Regions from separate parts of the Homo sapiens genome. Here region 2 is linked to region 1. A link is an interaction called in ENCODE POLR2A ChIA-PET data of the cell type or tissue named here. Cell type or tissue: MCF 10A. All regions are shown on one strand. Each heading gives the region's core, and the rest is flanking DNA. Links, peaks and the distances in the headings are about the cores only. Region 1 overlaps PTEN (phosphatase and tensin homolog). Region 2 overlaps RNLS (renalase, FAD dependent amine oxidase).

Region 1 (12,714 bases), core at 7,099-11,098:
AGGAATAATCTCTGACTCTCCTGTACCTTGTCCTCACTAGGATTCGGTATCCACGGCAAAAAGATCTATTAATAGTTGGTATCAGGCCTGTACATGTGTTAAGAGAAAGATGAGGAAAGAAGTATCTGCTTCTAATCTCTTGAAATTATCTCCAAATTGAAATGGTATTTTGGTTGCCTAACAGCCTGAAGATGACAAATATCCCCTACAAATTTCTCCTATTTTACCCTCTTCCTAACTATATCTGTAATTTAAAGTTTCACATATTCTTTTGAAAATTGTTTTCATTGTTTACCCACTTTTTAAGAAAAGCAAATGGGAACATACTACCACTGTTTGGCCCCTTTCAAAAATTTTATATCTGAGGAATCTTCCATATTGTTGTGGACATCTACCTACCTGATTCTTTTATTAACTACCTTTTATTTCATTTTATGATCATGCTATCATTAATAGGCCCCTATGATGAATATATAAGTTGTTTCCAGTTTTTTTTTTGTCATTGAGAACAGTTCACATATGTATCTTGTTGTCTTTTCCAAGTATATCTTTAAGGCAAATTCTTAGCAGTGGAGTTGCTAGGTCCATTGCGTCTATGGTTTAAACTAGTGCCTTCAAAAATGGTATTTTATATACTCACTGTTTAAGAGTGCTTCTTCCTTCTATCCCCACTAACTTTGGCAAACTGAATAGTTTCAAACTTTAACTTTTTATAGCTTGTTGGCAAAAAATGGTATCTTGTTATTTGATCGTGTTTTTTTAATTGTGAGGTTTAGCGACTTTTTGATGTATTGGTCTTATGTACTTTCTGGTGTGTGTGTATGTATATACTGACCCTATTTTCAACTTATTTTTCTTTTAGTTTGTTTGTATTTTCCTTAATGATTTTCAGGAAACCAATTTTATTCTTTCTTCAGACAGTTGTCTAATGTTCTGCTTCTCTTGCCATTTGAATTTTGTGACTACAAAATTCAGATGAAACAATAATAGCATAAAGAACTTGGTGGGTTATCTTTTGTTTTGCATTATTGATTGTTTATTAAGAAATATTCTTTAAAAGTCACCTTGCTTAAATTAGCAAGTAGGAAATGCTTTCAATAAAGAGAACTGTCATGTACCCACTACTCCTTACTTACTGAATCATCTTCTTTTGGATAGAGAAGATAAAAGTGAAAAGGGAATTTAAGAGTTCCTGCCTTTTTCCTTGTCTTTAGCATTATATAGCTGTTTAATGTGTGGGAGTCTAATTTCTTTTTTCTTTCTTGAGACAAAGTCTCACTCTGTTGCCCAGGCTGGAGTGCAGTGGCACAGTCTTGGCTCACTGCAACCTCTGCCTCCCAGGTTCAAGCAATTCTCCTGCCTTAGCCTCCTGAGTAGCTGGGACTACAGGCATGTGCCACCATGCCCGGCTAATTTTTGTATTTTTAGTAGATATGGGACTTCACCATGTTGGCCAGGCTGGTCTTGAACTCCTGACCTCTAGTGATCTGCCTGCTTTGGCCTCCCAAAGTGCTGGGATTACAGGCATGAGCCACTGCACCTGGCCTAATTTTTTTATTGTTCTTTTTGGTGTGAACATTCTCCCCTCCTCCAAGCCTTTTGTTTTTACTATTTTCATGTTCCTTTATATGTGCTGCTGTTTTGTTTCATCTGTAATTATCTCTCATCCCCTTTTTTGGCTATTATAATATATATATGTACGTTTTGAATCTGAGCTTTGAAGGTAAATTCACTGCAGCTGTGTTGGTTGATTTTAGATAATTTGTGTATTTCCTCCTTTGTCTTTTTTAAACTGGAGTCATTTGTAGTTGTTTATACAGAATTTTAGTTTTTAAAACCACAAGTCTTTCATTATAGGTTGAGTTATGAATTCATAGCCTGTTATTTAAATGAAGCTTTTGAAATCTGTTTTACTGATCTGTATCATATCTAACTACGCCAGTATTTCCTTCCTTGTCTGACGTGAACTCTAAAATTATGTGAACACTTTCTCCCTGTTTCCTGGCATTTCCACTCAAACTTGTTCCTCATTCTTAGTTAGAAATATATCCAGAATTGTAGTTTCTTTCTAATCTAATGACAGAAGCAAATTAATCAAGCATGGCAAGAATTTATTGGAAAACTGCATGTAGTTGAAAATATGTTTAGTATATATTTTGACAGCTGTGAAGTCTCTAATTTTTACTGTACCTTTTCTCTGTTCCAATTTTATGCTCTATTCTAAGGATGTACCCATTTCTACTACCTGACTAGGGAGCATGTGTATTGTATCCCAGCAGATTTTTTTTTTCATAGATAGATATCCTTTAGATATCTGTTATCCAGTGTAGGTAGCCACTAGCCACATGTAGCTATCATTATGTTTAAATGTAAATAAAATAAAATAAATTTACTGAGTTGTTTTTGCTAGCTACATTTCTTGTGCTCAGTAGCTACATGTGGCTTGTGATTACTGTATTAAGACAGCACAGATACAGAACATTTTCATTATTGCAAAAGTTCTGTTAGACAGTGCTGTTCTATACAGTGTCATTCTGCCTCTCATTCTAAAAAGTTCTAATTCCTGAAGTTGATGTACTCTTTCTGTTGCTGTCCTCTAGCTTAATCAAAATAAATTTGAGTCTTTTTAAAGGTAGGTTGCATTTTACATACTGATATTTCTAAATCAGAGGCTATTTATATTACTTTTTTTATATTACTTTTAAAAATTAGCTTTATTGGAGTATAATTTACATGCAATAAAATCTACCCATTTTAAATGTACGGTTCATTGACTTTTGAGAAATACACACACACACACACACACACACACACCTTCTTGTAAACACACACCTTCTTGTAAACACAACAACCAAGATTTAGAACACTCGCTTTATGAAAAGTTTCCCTCATGCCCATTTGTAGTCAGTCCCCAAACCTGGTTTCAGGCAATCTCTGATCTGCTTTCTATATGCTTTGCCTATACTAGGATTACATATAAATACAGTCATATAGCATGTATTCCTTTTTGTGTCTGGCTTCTTTCTTTTAGTATAATATTTTTGAAATTTATCCCTGTTGTTACTAGTATCAATAATTTGTTCTTTTTTATTGCTGACTAATATTACATTGTATGGATATGACATTTCTTTATTAGTGTGGTGGGCATTTGAGTTGTTTTCAGTTTGGGTCTGTTATGAACAAAGCTGCTGTAAGCATTCATGTGCAAGACTTTTGTGGACATATATTTTTGTTTCTGTTTATTCAATACCTTTGAGTAGAATTGTTGGGTCACATGATGTAGATCAGTTGAACAGAGTAGATTCCAGAAAAGTTCACATACACATTTCTTGACAAAGGTGCTGAGATTATTCATGGGAAAAGGATAATCTTTTAAACAAATAATACTGGAACAATAGAGAAAACAAAGTGAACCTTGACTTTTATGTCTTATCATATACAAAAATTAATTTGAAGTGGATTGTTGACCTAAATGTAAAAGTAAAATTTAAAAATATAAAACTTCTAGATGAAAACATAGGAGAAAATCTCTGTGACTTTTGGTTTAAAGATTTCTTAGACAGTACATATAAAATTAACTATATAAGGAAAAAATGGACAAATTTGACTTTATCAACATTAAAAATTTCTGCTCATTGAAAGACTCAAAATGAAAAGGCAAGCAGTTTTGGAGAAAATATTTGCAATACATATATCTGAAAAAGGACTTGAATGTATAATATATACATAAAGATGCTCTTACAACTTCATAATGAGAAAATAACCCCATAAAGAGAAGGGCAGGCCGGGTGCAGTGGCTCATGCCTATAATGCCAGCACTTTTGGAGGCTGAGGTGGGTGAATTGCTTGAGCCCAGGAGTTTGAGACCAGCCTGGGCAACATGGTGAAACCCAGTCTCTACAAAATAAAAAAATACAAGAAATTAGCTGGGCATGATGGCATGCACCTGTAGTCCTAGCTGTTTGGGAGGCTGAGGTGGGAGGATAGCTTGAGCCTGGGAGGCGGAGGCTGCAGTGAGCTGTGATCGCACCGCTGCACGCTTGCCTGAGCAACACAGTGAGATCCTGTCTCAAAACAAACAAACAAAAAAAAAAACAAAAAATGGAAACAGAAATTTTACAAAAGAAGATATATAGATGGCCAGTAGGCATATGAAAAGATGTTTAAAATCAGTCATCAGGGAAATGAAAATTTAAACGTAATGAGATAGCTCATATTTACTGGAATGGCTCAAAAAGGGCTTACAGGAATTGGCAAAGACATAGATTAACTGGAACTCTTATGCATGTTGGTTAGAGCACAAAATGATATGATTTCTTGGGAGAAATATTTGGCAGTTTTTAAGATTATTTTTGATAGCCTTCTGAATTTCTTAGTGAGTTATAGGTCAGTTCTGCCACTGTTTCTTTCTTTTCTTTCTTTCTTTCTTTCCTTCCTTCCCTTCCTTCCCTTCCTTGCCTGTCTTGCCTGCCTTCCTTGCCTTGCCTGCCTTGCCTTCCTTTCTTCCTTTCTTCCCTTTCTTTTCTTTCTTTTCTTTTTTTTTTTAAAGGAGTCTCGTTTTGTTGCCCAGGCTGGAGTGCAGTGGCACGATCTTGGCTCACTGCAACCTCCACCTCCCGGGTTCAAGCAATTCTCCCTGCCTCAGCTTCCCCAATAGCTGGGATTACAGGCGCGTTCCACCATACTTGGCTAATTTTTTTAATTTTGGCAGAGGCAGGGTTTCACTGTGTTGGCCAGGCTAGTCTCGAACACCTGACCTCAAGTGATCTGCCCGCCTTGGCCTCCCAGAGTACTGGGATTACAGGTGTGAGCCACTGCGCCTGGCCTGGCACTGTTTATTTCTTTTCCCTCCAGTTTTATACCTATTTAGAGAGATTAGATTTTCTTGAGTACTAGGAATCACTATTTTTGAGCAGAATTATTCAAAACTGTTATTATTTTTTCTTTAACTTGAGGCAATGTAGGAGAAAGCAGTACTGTGCAGGTGAAAGTTACAAACAAGAACATTTTAAACAAGATAGTTACTTTCCATGTATTGGATACGTAACAGAATTAATTCTAATAACCATCCTGAAGATGGTCAGGAGGCATTAGTTAAGAATTGAAATGTTTGGAGCTTGCCTGTGTTGATGGGATTAAGGCAGGGATGATTTATGTGTAAATTTATGCGTTAGTAACAGCAGTAACCGCTGTAGTTACACTAGGGTTCTAAGAGCAAATGTTGATTAAACATGAATGTAGCAGGAGTGATAAGGTTTGGCTCTGTGTCCCCACCCAAATCTCATGTGGAGTTGTGATCCTCAGTGTTGGAGGAGGGGCTTGGTAGGAGGTGATTGGATCATGGGAGTGGTTTGTAATGGTTTTAGCACTATCACCCTAGAGCTGTCTCGCGAAAGAGTTCTCCTGAGATCTGCTTGTATATAAGTGTGTAGCACCTCCCCTCTTTGCTCTCTCTCTTCCTCCTACTCCTGCCGCGGGGACGTGCTTGCTTTCCCTTGGCCTTCTGCCATGATTGTAAGTTTCCTGAGGCCTCTGATTAAACCTTTCTTCTTCTAAAAGATTACCCAGTCTCAGGTAGTTCTTTATAGCAGTGTGAGAATGGACTAATACAAGGGGAAATATATATGGTTACCAAATAGCGAATTAGCCATGGGAAAAAGTAGCAAATAAATAATTATTTTACTTTTTCAGATGCTAATTTTTCTTTTCGTTTATTTTAGGATTGGTGGGAGCTGTCCAATGTCCTTAGGCTGTTTTCCAAATGAGATACCAAAAGCTAGTTCTCCATCGGGTTTCTCAGGCTGCTAGAAGCATTCATTATTATGGTTGTCATTACTTCGAGTTCTGTTGCCGCTATGCCCACAGTAGTATTTGTTACATAACAGGTGCTTGATAAATATTTGCTAAATGAATTTTTGGAAAATACAATCTGCCACACCTTTCTTCTACAGTTTACAATCTTCTGTTGAGATCATCCGATAGATTTTTTTTCTTAGATATTGTACTTTTGAGGCCTCAAATTGCTGTCTTTTGTATTTTCTATGTCTGCAGAGACTTTCCATCTTTCACTCATTGTATTCATTGTTTTTTAACATCTTTGTACATATTTATAGTAACTGTTTTAAAGTCACTGTCTGTTAATTCAAACATCTGGTTCATCTTGGAGTCTGATTCTATTGCCTGCTCTTTTTTCTTTGTAATAGGTCATGTTTTTCTGCTTTGCCTGTCTAGTAAATTTTAATCGTATGTTGAAATGTAGGGAGTTTGGATTGTTACTTCCTTTAAGGGTGCTGAGTTTCATTTTGTCAGGCATTTAAATTGATAGTTGATTTAGTATTGTCAGGTTTGGTTCTCTTTGTTAAAGCAGGCATTTTTCAGATTTGTCTTTTGTCCTAGGGCATGGTTTTTAACTTCAAGGTTGCCCTTTCCAATGTCTCAGCTAAGTATCTGGGGTGTTCCATGAGGTCTCTTCCACTTTGCCTAGGCCAGAACTCCAGCTTCTCCCAGTATTATATTTCGTTACCTCTGGCGTCATCTCCGTTATGCTTTCAGATCCTGCGCATAGACAGCCCAGCCCCCAGCCAAGGACCTGAGATGAAATCCATACAAAATTCTTAGTCCCTTGCTCCACAAACTCCAACAGCCTTAGCAGTCTAATCTCTTCCTGTTTACCTCAGTGAAATCTGTGTTCCACTTGAGTTCCATTTCCTTCTGTATCAGAGAAGAGCCACCATGCTGAAAGCAAGGGGCACTATGTTTCTTTGTTCTTAAGGATGGTAGCCTATCTGCAACAACTGTAGTGTGATATAAAAATATATAATTTATGTTGCTGACAGTTACAAATACTGCTTGCAGTACTTTGTAACATAATTTTTCAGATTCAAGTTCATATACTCTTTTTTTCCACATCACCACACACATATTTTCAGACTTCCTCCTCATCCTTCTTCTTGCCAGTAGTTGTATTATAATTCCTGCCAGTAGTTACATTATAATTTTGGTTATATCAATATTGAGTTTTTATGGGATTATAACTAGATAAATGCCATTCATAGTTAAGTGATAGAGTATATTGTGACTTTTTTCCTGCATGTTTTATTTTTTCTGGACTTCACAGTTGTCTCTCTTTTTTTTAAAAAAATTAGTTTTCAATGTTCTTAGCTTTAATTCATAAACTCACCCCTAATTGTATAAATCTCTCAACATGTTTAAGCACATTTGGCATTATATCAATTTTATCTTTTCCAGGTGCCTTCTAATCTGTCCCAGTCTGGACTAATTGTTCTTCCTGGCTTGCTGTATGGCTGTCTACTCAAGATGTCCCTTCACCATCATTCTAGGGATTCCCTTTTCCTCTCTTGTGGGTTAGATTCTTCAGTTCTTGGAGACTGTCATCTTCTTTCATGGTTTCCCACTCTTGTTTTGGCGGAGCACATCTTTAGTAACTTCCTGACAAAGTGTATGGTTTGAGATTTCGCTGATTTTAAAATGCCCTTATTATATAGTCACACTTGATTTATAGTCTGTCTTGGTATAGAATTCTAGGCTGAGAAGAGTTTTCCCTCAAAATCAGAAGGTTTTGCCCAATTGTTTTTTAGCTGCTAGTATTGCTGTTAAAAAGGATAATGTCATTTTGATTCTAGATTCTTTTATGAAACCTGTTTCTTCTCTGGCAGCTTTTAGGATCTTCTGTTTCTTTGGTATTCAGAAATTTCATGAGATATGTGTGCTTCTATTTTGGTCTTATTTTCATCTGTTTTGCCAGGTACTCATGCAACTTTCCAGTTTGAAAACTCACATCCTTCACTTTTGAGTATTTTTCTTGAGTTATGTCTTCGGTTTCTTCTCAGTGTTCTCTGTTTCTGGAACTCCTAAAATATATTTAACATCCTGAACTCTTAGTTTTTGTTTAGTCTTCTGATTTTCATTTGTCTTTTTATTCTGTATATTCTGTTAATTCCTCGGCTTCATGGTCTTCTAGCCCTTCTTTTGCCTATCTTATGGGGTTGAGGATTAAACAGTTTATATACCTGAGGTGCTTAGGATATGTCTGTCATATAGTAAGTGCTTGTGTTAGCTGTAATTGTTGTTTACTTTCATAACTGTCTTGAGGGAAAGGTCTTTGGTCTTGATTCTTTGACTTCTTGGCTGTACATGACCTTGGACGAGTTATGTAATCTCTTTGAGACCTACCTCCCTCTTCTGTATAGTGTTAATAAGCTCTAGCTCTCAGATGTTTGTGAGGGTCGAATGGAGTATATATGTGAAAATGTTTAATACCTTTGTACAGAATTAATAGTTAGTACGTGGATCTTTCAAATATCAAAAGTTTTCAGTTTGATGGGAAAATGATGTCTGAATTTTCAGGGTTATTTTTAAGAGTACTTGATTATGACTGTCTTGTAAATCTCTATGAGCTAGGTATACTTGCACTAAATGCTAATGCTTTTTAAAGAAGTTATGTCTTAATATTCAGTCTCATTATGTTAGGTTGAAGATAGAAGATTATGAAAATATTCTCTGAAAAGCTCTGGTTTTACTTCAGATTGTATAAATCTGTGTAATGTAATAATTATTTAAGAATGACATGATTACTACTCTAAACCCATAGAAGGGGTATTTGTTGGATTATTTATTTTCACTTAAATGGTATTTGAGATTAGGAAAAAGAAAATCTGTCTTTTGGTTTTTCTTGATAGTATTAATGTAATTTCAAATGTTAGCTCATTTTTGTTAATGGTGGCTTTTTGTTTGTTTGTTTTGTTTTAAGGTTTTTGGATTCAAAGCATAAAAACCATTACAAGATATACAATCTGTAAGTATGTTTTCTTATTTGTATGCTTGCAAATATCTTCTAAAACAACTATTAAGTGAAAGTTATCTGCTTGTTAGAGTGAGGTAGAGTTAAAGATACATTTTAACAGAATTGTATTCCTAAACCGATTAAGTCAAGAAGTCCAAGAGCATTGTTAGATCATTTAGAAAGTGTAGTGATGAGGTAAAACATTGTTGGCACAGATTCATGTTACTTGATCTGCTTTAAATGACTTGGCATCTAGCCCATATTTGAGCCCATAACCGTGTGGTAATTTGAAGTGTAATTCACAGTAGAGCTTCTGTTAAAGCACTAATAGCATCTTCCATGGAGGTATACTTCAGAGTGAATATAATTTTGTTTATCCTGTGTCTCTAGAGCTATTGACTGAAAAAGCTGTTAGGGCATTCTCTAACTGTACATCACCTAAGTTATTTAAAATTGCTGAATTAGGTGGCTTGTCTTGTCTAGGACAGAGTTTTAAGGACTGCCCACCTGATTGATAGAGCTAGTTGACCTTATCTTTAACTTTTTGTTTTTCTTTTGACTTTGGGAGTAGAGATGTGAAAAGGTAAAAAGGAAGGAAGGAAGAGAAAACTTAACTCTTTTTGCCCATGAAGACTGTTTTTCCTTCTCAAAATATTGACTATTTTCTGATTTGTAAAAATCGGCACATAAAACGTGTTATTTTTTACTTGACTTTTATCTTTCCCATGTGATATCTATAAATTATAGATAGGAAAAATTTATCTGTAATTTAGTGATCTTTCTAGTGTGATAAAACGTCAGAAGTACTGAGAGTGGAGTGGACATTGATATTGTTACTCTCAGTAAGTTTTCACTGATTTTTCTCAGAGTCATGAAGGAACAAACGTTTGTTAAGTCCTTATCACTTATTAGATAACACAAAACATGTTGGGGGGGTGTGTACAGAGGTGAGTAAGATGTAGCTCCCATTCTCAAGTCGCTTACATTCTAATGTAAAAGGTAGACAAAGCATTACAGAAGAAGTAACTCTGCTATAGAAGGTTGCAATGAAGAGAACATTGGAAACACTAATTTTACCTTATAAAGAAGGTTTCATAAAGGAAGGCAAGTTTGAGCTGGGGTGAAAAGGACCAGTAAGGGTTGACTTTCAAGCCAAGGAGAGGAGGGGAAGTGATGTTACAGGCCAAAGGAATGGCATTGTAAGAAGCTTGTTGGCATAAAAGTGTTTAGAATATGGCAGCGAATTCATTATCATCAGATTGTGGTGTCTGTATGTTGGGGGTGGGAGAGAATTGTGGTGGCAATAGGCAACAAGATAAAAGAAAGTAAAAGGTGTTATGGAAACTTAATGGGTCCAGCTTACAAATGATCTATGCATTTAGGGGTCTTTCTCTTTTCCTGATAAACCTCTCCTACAAAGAGCCTTGTTGCGGATACCATAGTGTTTCTTTGGAGGAAAATAAAAACTACAAAGCTTTGTATTTTTTGCACAACTGGATTCAGAATATAAGTAATAAAAAAGGACAAGAACTTTCAAAAGCTAGAAGCCATTAAACTGAGTCACTTCAGGGTTAGACTATCAGAACTGGGGATTTAGAAAGTCTCAGAATGGAAATCGAAGGACACCAAAGACAAATTCGGCCTTTTTCAAAATTTTATTCTAGTTTAACATATTCAAAGAAAGGGAAGGAAATTCTTTTCATTCCTGTGTGTAGTGACTTCCTGCTTTAAGAACTTAGGACTTCAGCTGTACTATCAGTATTGTAGGTCACTTAACATTATTATGGTTAAAGTTGGCATTGGAGAGAGCCTAGGAACCTAACTGCCTGTTTGTTTTTATATTTCCAACCATTGGATTCCCAAGTTAATGAAGTCTGTTTATTAGTTGAGGGTAGCTCTTAATGCATATATTTTAATGCCCCTTCCCCACATGGAATCATAAGCTTTCAGAACTGGAGAGTACCTGAAAGAGATCATTTAGTCCAACCTTCTCATTTTACAGATGGGGAATCTGAGGCCTAGAGAAGTTAAGTGAGTTGAACAAGGTCACACAGGTACATATGGTAGCCGACCATCCACTGTTTATGCCAATATTCCCTTTACGTTTTGCTTTTTTGCTTGTTCGTTTTAACCTCTCCAAATTTTACTGACTTCAGAAGTTTCTAGAACTAAGTTATAGCATGTTTTGAGTTCTAATGTCACTTTCCGATCTTCTTTACCTTTTTTCTACCTCTGTTTGTATTTCTGGTTCTGGTTAAGTGAGTCTGGTAAGCAGCAGGTGTTCTATTTTATTTCTTTTATTTTTAGGATAGTATTACATGTGATATATATGTCTTTGCAAACATACATAATTTGAAGATCTTAAAATATTTGCACTAGGCATACCCACATTTAATAGTATGTTAAATCTTTTATAGCAATTATGATATACATGGGTGAAGAAGAGTTCCTAATATGGCCTTTCTGATTAACTGTATCTGTTTATATCTGTGTTTTCTTCAGGCATTCATAACATTAAGCAAATTCAGGTGTACTGTTACTTAATTGAATTAATCAGTTTGTTTTGTACAAGTATATTTTATTTTTGTTCCTTGTTGTATAATCTGGTAGGAATGGGGAAGGGGAGATAGTGAATAAAGAGATGTATACTTCTTGCCTTTGAGGAATTTAAGTTTTCACTGTATACCAATTTTTTAAAGGTATTTACTATATTTCAGTGCATATTTTATTTGACATACTTTATCATTTTGTGGTAAACCTTTAGCTTTACTAATTTTCATCTATTAAGTTTTCTTTTGTAAGATGGTGATAGCTTCATCAAAGAGAGTAAAGAAGAGACCTGCCTACCTAGCTGATTCTATGGCAAATCTCACTTCTCTGGAAGCTTTTCCTGTTAATCTTATTCCTTCAGTTTCTGCCTCTTGTTTCATAAAAACTCATTCTTTAAATGCTTATTCATTTCTCTTGTCTCATATAAACCAATATGAGGTACTGGTATCTTTTGAGTTTTAGTTATAAGGAAGCATAAATGGTTAAATTTAAATGGCTAAACCCCATTTGCCATTTGTGTATCTTTAATTTTAGTTTGTTGAGAGACTTATCACTACCAAACCACAAAGAATTTAAAAGAAACTGTCAGTAGGTATAGGTGGAAGGAGGGCATTTATCAGAGATTTTAATTTAAGAAGAAAGTCTTCATCCTTATCCTACCAACCCCCATTCCCTGAGCATATTTATCATTACTAGTCCCAGCATATTTGCTCCCATATTTCCTATGCTTACCTGTGAAGATTTTCATAACTTTTTCCTTGCTTTTTACTGTCACTGTTGGTTCTGTGATTTATGACAGATACTGCTCTTGTAGGAATGCTGGCTTTGACTGAAATTTGTTACTGCTTTTGTATTTAAAACTTTTTTTTTATTATAAGTAGAATTATGGAACAGTAGTAGAAAAAGTTTGACTTTTGTAATCAGAGATACTGAGCTTGAGTTCTGGCTCTTTCATTTGTATACTGTTATTTGGGGCAAGTTTTTTAATGCTCTTAAGTCTTAGCTTTCTCATATATAAAATGGAGATAATAACAGTTATCACGTGATTGTGAGGATGAAACAAAAAAAAGTGGAAACTCTTTGTAAGGTGTGTTCATCTGGTTGACACTTAGTAGTCATTACTTCCACTTTCCGTCCATATAGTCCTCTTAACAGTAATATTTGAGAGGCATTTTTATTAAAGCAGTCTTAAGGAGTGTTCGTCAAACCACATGTTCTGGGATCCTGAGAAAGTAGGGGAAGTTTAGAGAACTGAAGCTGCACAAAACTAATGTTTATTTTCTGTTGTGTTGTCCTGAGACCAGCTTCTTAGATTGTGTTTCCTAGTCCTACATCTCTGATTCCTTATAAAATATTCCATT
Region 2 (12,714 bases), core at 5,646-9,645, 450 kb after region 1:
CTGGCTTTTTTTGGAAGTTGTCAGAAGGAAAGCATTGGTGTTATAGGACAATAAAGTTCATATCTAGCAAGATAAAGTTATCTTAATGCTTCCCAAATTGTGTGGGACCCTAACAATCAATGCTTTAAGTGGCATTTAAAAGGAAAGAAAAGAACATAAAGACACTTGAAGTTTCTAAAATACAATAATACTTAATAGATCATGACTTTTGTTCCCATAGGATAAAAATAAACAAGGCATTTTTTTAGAAGCAAGTTCTTCAGCTTCCGTGATTAAACAGGTGATCCTGCCATACTGGGGGCAGATGTCATGCCAAAAGGCCTTTGCAGCATTGTAAAGGCTCAAACTGTTAGTGTGTTACCAGTATTTGTGATTAATCAGGTCCCCTCCCCTCTCCCCCTGGCAATCAGGGAGCGTTTTCTAATCCCTGCTGATTCCCTATCTTTTTAATCATAAAGAACAATCTGTCAAGGAAAAAAGGGTTTTCTCTCTAGTCCCTGCTTTACTGCCTTTTGCCACTCTGTCCCAGCAGCCATTGTAAAAGACTATCTAGCTATGTAGATGTGACGGTAGCTGGTTTTTCATAAAATCTTATGACTTTCTCCCAATCATATGAAGTCTGCTGCTTTACAAACTACCCACTCTTCTCTTTATCCGGAGGTCCTGTGAAACCGAAATGACATTCAGTCGTTTCTATAGCAACACGTTCTAAGCATGGGATTAGAAAAAAATGAACATTTTTAAACGCAGGAACTGTTTTCTGAAACCAAGAAAGATTAGTTAACTCAAGCAACATTATTGTAGGCCTACTATGCATCCAGCACTATGCTAATCACTATAAAAAATCTCTCAACCACTTAGCAGAGTCTAGAATTAATTTTGGACTGACATGTAAAATAATTTCACTCTAGTTATTATCAGTTTTATCCTTGGGAATCTTCTCTTCACGTATTTGGCTTTCTTGTTTTCTTTACAGAACACATACACTAAGTCTGCAAACCACAATAATATGGTTGGAAAATGCTTTCCTTATTTCCATGCATTCTAAACTTTTTAGACTATTATGCCATCATTCTTTTTGTTGGGAAAAATGCTGAGTTTCAGATGGGCAAGAACATGAAAATAAAACATTGTGTGTGCTATTATACAAAATGTCACAGAATATCATACATATTTATTTTACAGCCACTCTTCCCAGCCTATCCATCTAATTACTTTATGGCCATGCCATTCATGAGCAATATAGTCATTCTAAAATCCATAACAATAAAAACTTTATTACATGTCACCTCATATTTTTATACAGATACATATTTTTACATTTATGGCTAGAGATACTTTATACCAAGGCAATGACTTGGAGAATTAATATTCTAATTAAAAAGTTTTATAGTTTTGGAAATCAGAAAGCACTGTTTGCAAACACCTGAAATCTGTGGTATTGAAGCAAAACATCAGAATCTGGTGGTATAAGCTCTAGGACACTAAACAATATGTTCATTTTGTACTTTGCAGATCCACTAGCTTCTTTTCTGTTTACATAATAACAACTCTTCACAAAGCTTAGCTAAAGCCAAAGCAAATAAACTAAACTTGGGAATAAAAAGTGTAAGAGGCAACAGCCTTCATCTTGTGGAAGCCTACAGCATTTTATTTATTTTAAAATTATGCTTTCATAACTAACAAAAATCTCAATTTGATGAAAAGCACAATTATTTTTGATCTTCATATCAGCCTACCATTTCTTTGCAAATTAGCTTTTATCTTCATATCAGCCTACCATTTCTTTGCAATGTTTTAAAAGTTAATTTTATTAATGTACTGGTGTTCACACATTAGTAAAATATTGTTCATTTTTCTTGGTTATCTTTGTTTCCATATTATTATCTTTGTTTTGTTTCCATAATATGAAAATGGGTGATTGAAATAGGTTTCAATCATTTTCCCTTATTTCCCACCTGAGATTCACGTCACTGCAAATGCTGAACCTGAAAAATTTGATGATGGAGGTTATTTTTAACTGAACACTTGCATTTCTGACCCTCAGCAAAAGACTGTGTGTGTCTGTATAAATAACTGTATAATAATATAATGTGATGTACAAATCTTATATCACTGAGCTTCAGTTAGCCCCATCTGTTAAGCAGAAGTATGATCTACCTTAAAGGGCTGTTATGAAGATTAGAAAATTAGAAATTTTATATATTAATATATAGCTGACACAAAATAGGGGCAAAAAATAATAACAATTATTGTTATTGTTGCAGGAAAAGAGTTCAATAAAATGGCCTTAACTGGTATAAGAAGTTACAATTGTTAAAAGGAGATTCAGCTGTGATAGCAAAAGAGAAAGAAAATGAAAAAGTTGTCCTGGCTCATCTCTGGAAAGACATGATATTTCATAACCTCAAGGTGTTTGCTTCTGACCTATAACTTCAATTATAGACCAGGTTATCCAAAAGTTCTCCTTATTAACAAGGTATCTGTTTTTACCAGGTGTCTGTTATTAATTAGTTAGTATATAATTTAATGCAATTAACCAAAGCACCTCTTATGCCTAGAACATAGCAGGTGGTTTACTTCTTTCTTATGACATATTCAAGACTCATGGTTTTCCCATTTTTAGAGTCAAAAACATAAATTCCTCCTTTTGCTTTCCTGCGCTAACATATCCACCTCACACACCTGTTTACTCTTTGTTTGCAGGGAAATGTGTACATCTGCTAGGGCGTGATCTCGATGATGAGGTGACATATGGGATGTCATTCCATTATTTAAAGAACAAATTCCAAAGATCAAACTTTTCTCCCCACACTTGTGAGTGATACATGGGTCTTCTCAGGGACATTAAAATGGAGCTAGTCTCACTGATTTCATGGACATTTAGCATACAATTATTGAGTTACCTGCTGAAATCTCTTCATACATATCTGGTTTCACCCTAGGTTATGAATATCCATGCAGACTATTTTTCCAAGCTTCTACGCAACTAACCTTGGCACTTACCCCCAGCTCAGGCAGCAAGCAAATTATTCTGGCTTGATGTCCATCTGATGGTTTACTCTTGCTACCTCCTACTCCCTACTATAACCACAAATGACCTCCTCCCCACTTGCTCTCATTCTTACCAGAAGTTTTCAGTTAACAGCTCACTACTAAGCCAGTTTCCTTCTTAAAGTATATATATCCTTTTAAAATTTCCAGTCTTGTTACTCTCTCTCTTCCTCTTCAATTTCTTGTCCTGTTGTCACAAGATCTCTTCTTAGCTCACCAAATTATCTTCTCTTCCCTTTCTCTTTTATTCCATTTATGAACAAGACACCAACTTCTACCACAACAACAGAACAAAACAACCCCTAGCTTCAAAGAGAACAAAAAAACCCCAAAATAAATTAAAAATGGCTTTAATGCTTAGAGTTGCAGGGACAAGAAAAACCACATTCTTTTAAAATGAAATTAGATGTCATAAAGGACTATGAACTAGTAAGAGTTCCCCGAAGTCCCCTTCCGAATCTCACAAAAGACTCCATCTCCTTCTTCATCTGGCTTTTTGTTAATAACCAATGTCCAATATAAATAGAAACATTGCTTTGTTTTGATTGTATTGCTCTTTCATTTGTGCAAATGGTAGTATTTCTATTGTATCAATGATAAACTTTTTCAGGCAAGCCTGAGATGGCAGATTACAACATTATTTCTATGGGAACACCCATTCCTAATTGGAAACAATCAGATTACCAACAGAGAGTTCATAAACTGAGAGCTGCCTGCAATGAGAACTGATTTACACTCTGGTTTCTAATTTAGAAACAATTTCACTGTGCTAGTTTCTCCTTTTGCACAAAGATTTAGGATGGTGCAGTAGGGTAAGGAAAAATGGCTTCCCTTCAGTCTGCTAGGTTCTTTGGCTGGGCTACAAATTAAATTGCCATAAAACAGATTAATAGGAGAAAACCATATTTAATAACATGTATGCATGGGAGTCCCATAAAATATGGGATTGGAAGAAGGATCAGATGATTATATAGCATCCTGAGGTACAGAAAGGAGTAGGGGCTTGGCACTTCCAGGGGATGGTGGCAACACAAGCAATGGGAGGATAAGGGGAGACAATGTATGGTGAATAAATGGTTGTCTTACGCAGACATAAGGTCTCTCACGTAATACAAGTTATCTGGGAGCAGCCCTCAGAAAAATAGGTGTTAATCTGTGGGGTCATGGTGTCCACCTCCAATCTCCTCTCCTGTGATCGAAGTTAATCTTCCTTGGTTGATAAGATTCCCAGGGAGGGGATTCATGACAATTTAGTTCCTTTTGGGGGCTGTCTTTAGGAAGACTAAAGGGAGCTCAGAGGAAGCCTCTGCCGGCATCCACTGTTCCCCAAGTGTCCTCAGTTCAAAGCAATAAACATACCAATGTGTCATATTTTGGGGTGGCATTTCCTGAATCCCTTTAGTGAAAAAAGGAGAAAATAAGAATAGGCACCTCATAGAAAAATTTACCTCTATTTCAAATAATGCATATTGGGAAATTGAATTGAATGATGAAGCAAATAAAATATTTATTTATTGTATGTAATATAGATGAGTCAATGTCGCTTTGAGAAATTTAACTTTTTAATTTGCTAACTTGGTGTTTGTATTGCATTAGCAATTGCAAATGAATATTATTCTCTTGCAAGTGTCAAAAAGATAATGTTGTGGGGAAAGCAGCTCCAACTGTTACTCAGGCATGGCTGGAAAAAGCTTGCACTCTTCATTGTCTTTTTCTAGTCACTGAATCGCCAGCTTTATTTCTATGGTGGCAGGTATACCAAAATCAGAATGGGATTACACTCACATATTAGTATATACAGCAACCTGCCTGTGTGAAATATATGCAAATCTTCCCCTACATACCATGTAGTTAACTCTACAATGAACAATATATAAATATTGTGGGTAAAGTAAATCAATATAAAATCATACATTCACATTCACAATATTTTAAAAATATCAAAATGGTTTTGGCTAAGAACATAAAACATTTTATTTTTGGAAAAGGAAGTCTGTTTCAATAGTCTTGTTAAAAATACTACCATATAAACTATGCACTTAAGATACAAAAAAAGAGTAACACTTAACTTCATAAGAAATATCAAACCATTTATTATAAATTATTCATTAAACGTAGTGAATTATTTTATATGGGAAAATTCTCTTTGAAATAATATTTGTATGGCTTCCTAAAATCAGACAAGGTTAGCTACACTTGAGTTTCTTACTTTCTTGCATATAAGTCAGAAATATTCTTTGAAAAGCTCAAATACAAGATAAGGTGTATTCTCCACATCTCTGTGTGTGTGTGTCGCATGCATGCACACACATTATCTCCACATACACACACATATACACACACACACACACACGCACACATCCTTATTGTTATTTTCTTCTCATCTTCTAAATGTATTTATTTGACTCCCAGTAGAAGACAACTGTAAGCTACAGGGAAAAAATGCAATTAAATTTATGTTCAGAAGAACATAAACAATGGGAATATGTTCTGAGAAATTCATCATTAGGTGATTTTGCATTATGTGAATATCATAGAGAGTACTTACACAAATGTAGCTAGTATAACCTACTACATACCTAGGCTATATGGTCTAGTGGATTGCTCCTAGGCTACAAATCTGTACAGATGTTACTGTACTGAATACTACAGGTGACTGTAACACATGTTACGTATTTGTGTATCTACACATAGAAAAGGTACAATAAAAATACAGTGTAGAAGATAAACAATGGTACATGTGTATGGACACTTACCATAGATAGAGATTGCAAGATGAAAGTTGCTGTGGGTGAGTCAGTGAGTCAATGGTGAATGAATGTGAAGGCCTAGGACATTGCTGTAATCTTCTGTAGACTTTATATACACTGTACACATAGGCTACTCTAAATTTATTTTAACAAATTTTCTTCAATAATAAATTAATCTTAGCTTCCTTAACATTTGTACTTTGTAAACTTTTTTTTAAACTTTCTCTTTTGTAATAACACTTAGCTTAAAACACACATTGCATAGCTGTACGAAAATATTTTCTTTATATCCTTATTTTATAAATTTGTATTTTTAATTTTTTTTTTACTTTTTAAGCTTTATCATTAAAAACTAAGACATAAACACACAGATTAGCTTAGGTATACACAGGGTCAGGGTCGTCAATATCACTGTCTTCCACCTCCCCGTACTGTCCCACTAGAAGGTCTTCAAGGAGCATTAACACACATGAAGCTGTTTATCTCCTATAACAATGTCTTCTTTAGGAATACTTACTGAAGGAACTGCCTGAGGCCATTTTACAGCTAACTAAAAAAAAAATAAGTCTAAGAAGTACACTCTAAAATAATGATAAAAAATATGGTATTGGAGCTCAGAAAACAGTACCTCAAAAGGAAGGCCTCAGAAGCAAAAGGTTCTCCCTGATCTTTTGCCATCCTGTTTCTGGCCACTCATTCTCTCTTAAGGCTGGCCATTGAAACTAGAATCCCTTCTTCCCAAGGCACGTCATAGAAACCAGAACCCTTTTCCCCAAAGCCAGCTTAAAAATATTACTTTAACTTAAAATAAAATTTTAAAATATTACTTTAACTCCCACCTCACCCCTGCCTTTCTGTATAAAAATTGGCCATAAAAAATTATCTCACCTACCTTGTTTGACTGTAGGTCATAAGACCCCCCATTCTAGAGAGGCTCCTGCCCCTTACCCAGAAGTAAGGAACGCTGCACAGAAAGGCCAGGAAGAATCTAAACAGACAGGCCTTACTGGGTTCTCCCACTCAGTCTATTAGCATTAGATCATACCCTTTTTGTCCAATCATATTTGCACATGCTATACATACTTTGTTGAACCAAAGTATAAAAATGGACTGTTTCCTTCATCTTTGTGTCTTCATTCTAAAGGCTCCCAAGTCATGTAAAATTATAATAAATTTGTATTTGCCTTTTTTATTAATCTGCTGTTTTGTCAGTTGATTTCCATCAAACCTTCAGAGGGTGAAGGAGAAGTTTTCCCTGGGTCCCTACAATAGTATAGATAAATACATAAACCAGTAACATAGTCATTTACTACCACTATAAAGTATTATGTACTGTATATATTTGTATGTGCTATACTTTTATATGACTGGCAAAGCAATAGGTTTATTTACAGCAGCATCACCACAAACATATGAGCAATGCATTTTGCTCTGGCATTATGATGGCTACAACATCACGAGGTCATAGGAATTTTTCAGCTCCATTACAATCTTATAGGACCACTAGTGTCATTAACTGGAATGTTGTTGTGTGGCACTTGACCATATATGTTTTAATGTTGAAGAGTGAATTAAATTAATAACAGGGAATTTCTTTGCTTTGGTTTACTTAAATGTGAAAATGGATTGCTATTTAAGCAGAGTGTACAAAATAAATACTTTTTTCACATTCTAGTAAAATGGCCAGTTTAATAATATTTTGAACAAAAAAAATTCCCCCCAGACCAAGGTGTTTTTTATTTAATAGGGAAAAATAGTGCTAAAATTTCAAATGATTTTTTTTTTCTTTCTTTTCTGTCACTCCTCTGGCTCTTTTTCCCAATGAATGAATGAACCTGGGAAGAATTATCAGTCTGATACGTGGTAAGTAAGTGGTTTCTAGGTATTTAATATGCCTTTTCCTGATAACTAATTTGCCAGATAGATTTTCCAAAAATGGTTGCAACAATATCTCCCATCCCTGATTCTCTTCTTAAATATGACTTTGACAACTTTTCTATCAAGAGGTAGGGTCTATATCCCCTTCCCTTGAAACTAAGAGGGTCTGTGGTTAAGGCAGAACTGACACTCAGTGACTTTTGAGCTAAGTCATAAAAGATGATACAACTTATGGCTGGTTCTGACTCAATCTTGGAACCCAGCCATCATGTTGTGAAGAATCTCAGGACATTTACAGAGGCTTCATAGGTTTCTGGCAGACAGCTCCAGCTTACAACAGCATCAACCAACAGACTTGTGAGTGAAGATGGCTCCTGAAGGTATCAGCCCCCCGCTGTCCAGTCACCTCCCAGCTTTTGAGTCTTTCCAGCCGAGACCCCAGACACCAAGGCACAGAGACAAACGTCTGCATTGTAACCTGTCCAAAATTCTGACCCACAGAGTTCTTGGCATAATATAATGATTGTTTTATGTCACTAAAGTTTGGAGTGGCTTGTCACATTGCAATAAAAAATTGCAACAACGAAGGAGGTTGATTATCTTTTCATGCTTATTGATCATTTGCATTTCTTCTGTGTACTGTCTATTCACAAATTTTGCCTGTTTGACTCTTGGGTTATTTGTCTTGCTCATATTTTCTGCATATTAATCCTACTTTTGTTACCTATATTGCAAATGTATTCAACCAGTTGCTTGCTAGGTAATAGAGAAATTTGAGTTTTATGTATCCGTTCATTGTTTTCATTTTTTAGTCTTGGGGTTTTGTATCTTTTTTTTTTTTTTTTTTTTTTTTTTTGAGACGACGGAGTCTCTCTCTGTCACCCAGGCTGGAGTGCAGTGGCGTGATCTCCGCTCACTGCAAGCTCTGCCTCCCGGGTTCATGCTGTTTTCCTGCCTCAGCCTCCCAAATAGCTGGGACCACAGGCGCCCGCCACCATGCCCAGCTAATTTTTTTTTTTTTTGTATTTTTTAGTAGAGACGGGGTTTCACTGTGTTAGCCAGGATGGTCTCGATCTCCTGACCTCGTGATCCGCCAGCCTCGGCCTCCCGAAGTGCTGGGATTACAGGCGTGAGCCACTGTGCCCGGCCGGTTTTGTGTCTTTTTTAGAAAAAGGCTTTCCCATTTGAAGAATATAAAAATATCCTATACTTTCTTCTAGCACTTTTATACCTTTTCTTATTCATCATAAGATCAGTCTCTGACTCTATCTTGAATTTATTATTTTACATGGTATGGGACAGTGAAAATCTAACTCTTTTTAGATGGATAGTCAGTTGTCTCTGTACCATTTATTTAAATCATCCATTCTTTTTCCATTGATTTGAAATGCCTCCTTTATGAACTAAATTCTTAAATAAATATATGTCTATTTCTAGACTGTCTATTCTGAACCATTAAACTGTTTGATCATTACTACAAAAGTGCCATTTTATTTTAATTTATATAGCTTTTTGATATGTTCTGATATCCAGTAGAACGCATAGTATAGTCTAATTTTTCTTCCCCCAGAAATATCTTTGCAGATTTTAAGAATTTCGTCTTTCAGATAAATTTCAGAATAAACTCGCCAAGTGCCTTGCTTGGCACTTAAGTCACAGCCTTGCTTTGACTTAATAAATTAATGTGTAGCAAACTGACATATTTATTATGTCTTCTTGTATATTAACATGGTATATTTCCCCATATATCCAGGTCATTTTGTAGATCCTTTAGCAAAGTTTTAGAAGTTTTCTTCATCTACTCACGTACAATTATTTTAGGCTTATTCCTAGGTAGTCTGTTGTTTTCGTTATTCTTGTGGATAGTTTTTTAAAAATACAATATTTTCAAATTGGCCATTGCTGAAGTATAGTAAAACTACTGAATTATGTATATATTTGTATGTGTATTTATATATATATACATATTAAAAGTATTTTTTGTTTTTTATATTCAGCTTTTAAAAAATTCTTTTATTAGTGATAATAGGCTTTCAGTTGATTCTCCTTGAATTTTCCCTCTAATTGTAGATGACCGTCCCTTTGAATTATAGATTACACTAGGTTTCTGTGATTAAACAAATATTAAGATGATATATCAAACAGAGACAGTTTTAAAGTACAAATTATATATCACTTAAAAGTTTCTAAATTTTAGAAAAATATTTATCAATGTTTTCTGAAATCTACTTTATACTTAGTTACCTAGAACAGGGGTTGGTAAACTACCATCCATGGGCCAAATCTGACCCCTGTCTGGTTTTTTTATATCCCCCCAGCTGATATAATGGTCTTTAAATTTTTAAGTGATTGAAAAATACAAAAATAACAATTTTTTGGTACATACAAATTATATGAAGTTCAAATTTCAGTATCCATAAATAAAGTTTTATTGGAACCAGCCATGCTCTTTCTTTCATATATATATCTATTATCTATGATCACTTTCCCACTACGATGGCAGAGTAGAGTAGTTGTGACATATTGACTGTATATGTTGCTTTTATTGCTTTGCAGTGCTGCTGGGTACACTACAAATCATACTGACATAGTTATCATTTGATTGTGTTTTACATGCCACGTTGTACTGTGACATCTTATTTTTTAAACTGCCATTTCATACCTATCATCTCAAAACAGTAAAAGAAGAGAAAAGTGGACTTCAAATGACAGGTACAGTGGAGTGTAGATGACTGTTATCAAATTAGATGGCAAAGCATTGTGTCTATTGTGCATGACACTTTGGCTATGCTAAAAAAATACAATATATACAGGCATTTCTAGGTTAAACACTCATCACATTATTCTCAACTCACCAGTAACCAATAGTCATAGAAATAAAAAATTAAATTGAATATATCATCACAGTAGAATTTTTTCACAAAAATAAAAAGTGCAAATAACACTGCATCAAAAATAATTTTCTGAGTAGCTCATTTGTTTCCCAAGCAAGGAAAGCTATTTACTGAGGATGAATAAATTAAATTGTGTTTGATTATAGCAGTTGAATAAATTATCCAGATAGAACAAACCTGTTTAAGACTATTAGCTTTTTGGTGAGAACAGTTGCTTGAATAGTTGAGAATACTGGAAGCAATGGCAATTGTTGATTAAAAGACAAGGCAAGTAATTTTGAGTGGTTTTCCTTGCATCTTGATGAGTTGACAGATATAGCTGATACCACTCAGTTATTATTTATTTGAGGAGTCAATTCTGAGTCTACAGTGATTAAAGAATTAGCCTAATGAATAGCCTGCATTGTAAAACTATAGGTGACAACATTTCCAAAAAAACTGAGAGAACACAAATTCTGCACAACCTGAAGGGGAATCTTCTAAGATGTGTTCCAATAGACGGTGGTAAAATATTTATTTTAAAGCAGAAAAAGGGTTTAATTGTACAAATTCATATAGCTTTTCAAAATGTAAGGCATCTTAAACCTATAGTGACTCATATTATTCATCAGCGGTGCTTTGTGGAACATCTTTAAATCTATCATGTGTAATTGAAACAGTAGTGTCAATGGTGATATTCATTTACTTTTGCGGACTTAACCATCATTAGTCCTGTAAAGTTTTGTTAGAATAGAATCTGAATATTCTACTTCTCTATCACATGGCAGAAACAATTGCTAAGTAGTAGTAACATTTCATTATGATTTGTTTGAGCTCAGGGCCAAGATTGAAATTTTTATGAATGAGATGCACCACTATCACCTATAATTGAATACTGAATAGTTTTGGAAATGAGCTTTCCTACAGACTGTTAATGTTTCTTTAAAAATTCAACCTAAAATTGTTAGGCAAAACAGCACTTACAAGTGAAATTTATACTGTGGTAAAGTCATTTCAGTGACAACTAATGTTGTTTGAATCACATGTAATGTCAAACTGCTTTCTACATTTCCTGTGCTGTCAAAAGTTAAAACAAGAAGCAAGACCTCCATTTCCACACAAACGTGCAGCAGATATATCTTTTGAGTTCAAACTACAATTCCAGCAGTGGATTTTTTTGGACTTTGATGCAAGTGCAAATGAAATTTCCTTATTTCAAAATCCATTTAACTGTGCAATTGAGGAGCTTCCACCTACCCTTCAATTGGAAGTAATTAATATAATGACATGCTAAAAGGCAAATACCAAGAGAAGAATCTAATAGAATTCTTTAAGTGCTTTTTAAGTAATGATTGTGCTAAATTAAAATCATATGTTCATCAACAGATATTAGTATTTGACAGTATCTATTTGTGTGAAAAGATATTTTCAAAGACAAAATATGTAAAACCTCATTATGAATCAGCATTAACAGATGGGCATGGGCAATTGATTCTGATGATAGGAAGCACTAACTTTGAACCCCAATTAAGTGAAATGTTATCACTCTCCCACAATAAAAGAATTCAATTTTTCTCATCAGTAGACCTATATTATAGAAAATTATACTTAACTATTATTATCAAATTTTCCATTTTTGTCAATAAAGATTTATAGAAATTTGTTTTCTATCTTGTCATGTAATTGCCCACATAATATCCTTGATTTTGACTCTTGGCCTAAAAAGTCTAACATATTTACTTTTTGGGTCTTAACAGAAAAATGTTGCCAATCCCTGACATAGACTATTCTCTTATGTCCTTTATTGTCAAAGGTGTCTACTAAAGATAATTCTCAAAATAATTGTATAAGTTCATGTTTGTTGAGTGCTTACTATGTGCAAAGCTGTTTAAGTTCAGAGACTTTCTCAAGGTCAAACACTGGTAAATGAATTAACCATTATTTAGATGGTTAACAATGATATAGATAGTACTGTAGTTATAATTCCCATTTTACACATGAAAAAACTTAGGCTCAGAGAGGCTAAGTAATTCCTCAAAGCCACACAACCTAGGCTTTGCAGCCAGGAAGATGAGATTAAATCATGCTTAATTCCCTTACCAGTGTATGACCTTGGGAAAGGCTGTGAACTTCAATTTCTCTACACTATAAATTGAAAA

The links. Peaks named below come from ENCODE experiments on the same cell type or tissue, not always from the same donor. Only the 100,000 strongest peaks of a DNase experiment are listed, where the experiment ranks them.
Region 2: POLR2A ChIA-PET joins it to region 1 with 5 read pairs; 5 of 35 experiments call an interaction of 5 or more read pairs at or near these places.

Annotation. Positions count from the first base shown.
Region 1 is chr10:87,916,743-87,929,456 of GRCh38, forward strand. PTEN (phosphatase and tensin homolog) reads left to right here. Exons shown (of 9, transcript NM_000314.8): 3 at 8,771-8,815. Among named protein-coding and RNA genes, the nearest start is that of PTEN, 59 kb to the left of the region's middle. RefSeq lists a silencer at 12,394-12,493. In MCF 10A, for the core only: no CTCF peak of the experiment used is centred there; a DNase peak (open chromatin) is centred at 9,039.
Region 2 is chr10:88,371,853-88,384,566 of GRCh38, forward strand. All of the region lies in intron 4 of RNLS (renalase, FAD dependent amine oxidase), which reads right to left. It overlaps LOC101929727 (a long non-coding RNA gene), which reads left to right. Exons shown (of 3, transcript XR_001747537.3): 3 at 2,268-8,269. Among named protein-coding and RNA genes, the nearest start is that of RNLS, 210 kb to the right of the region's middle. In MCF 10A, for the core only: no CTCF peak of the experiment used is centred there; a DNase peak (open chromatin) is centred at 7,939.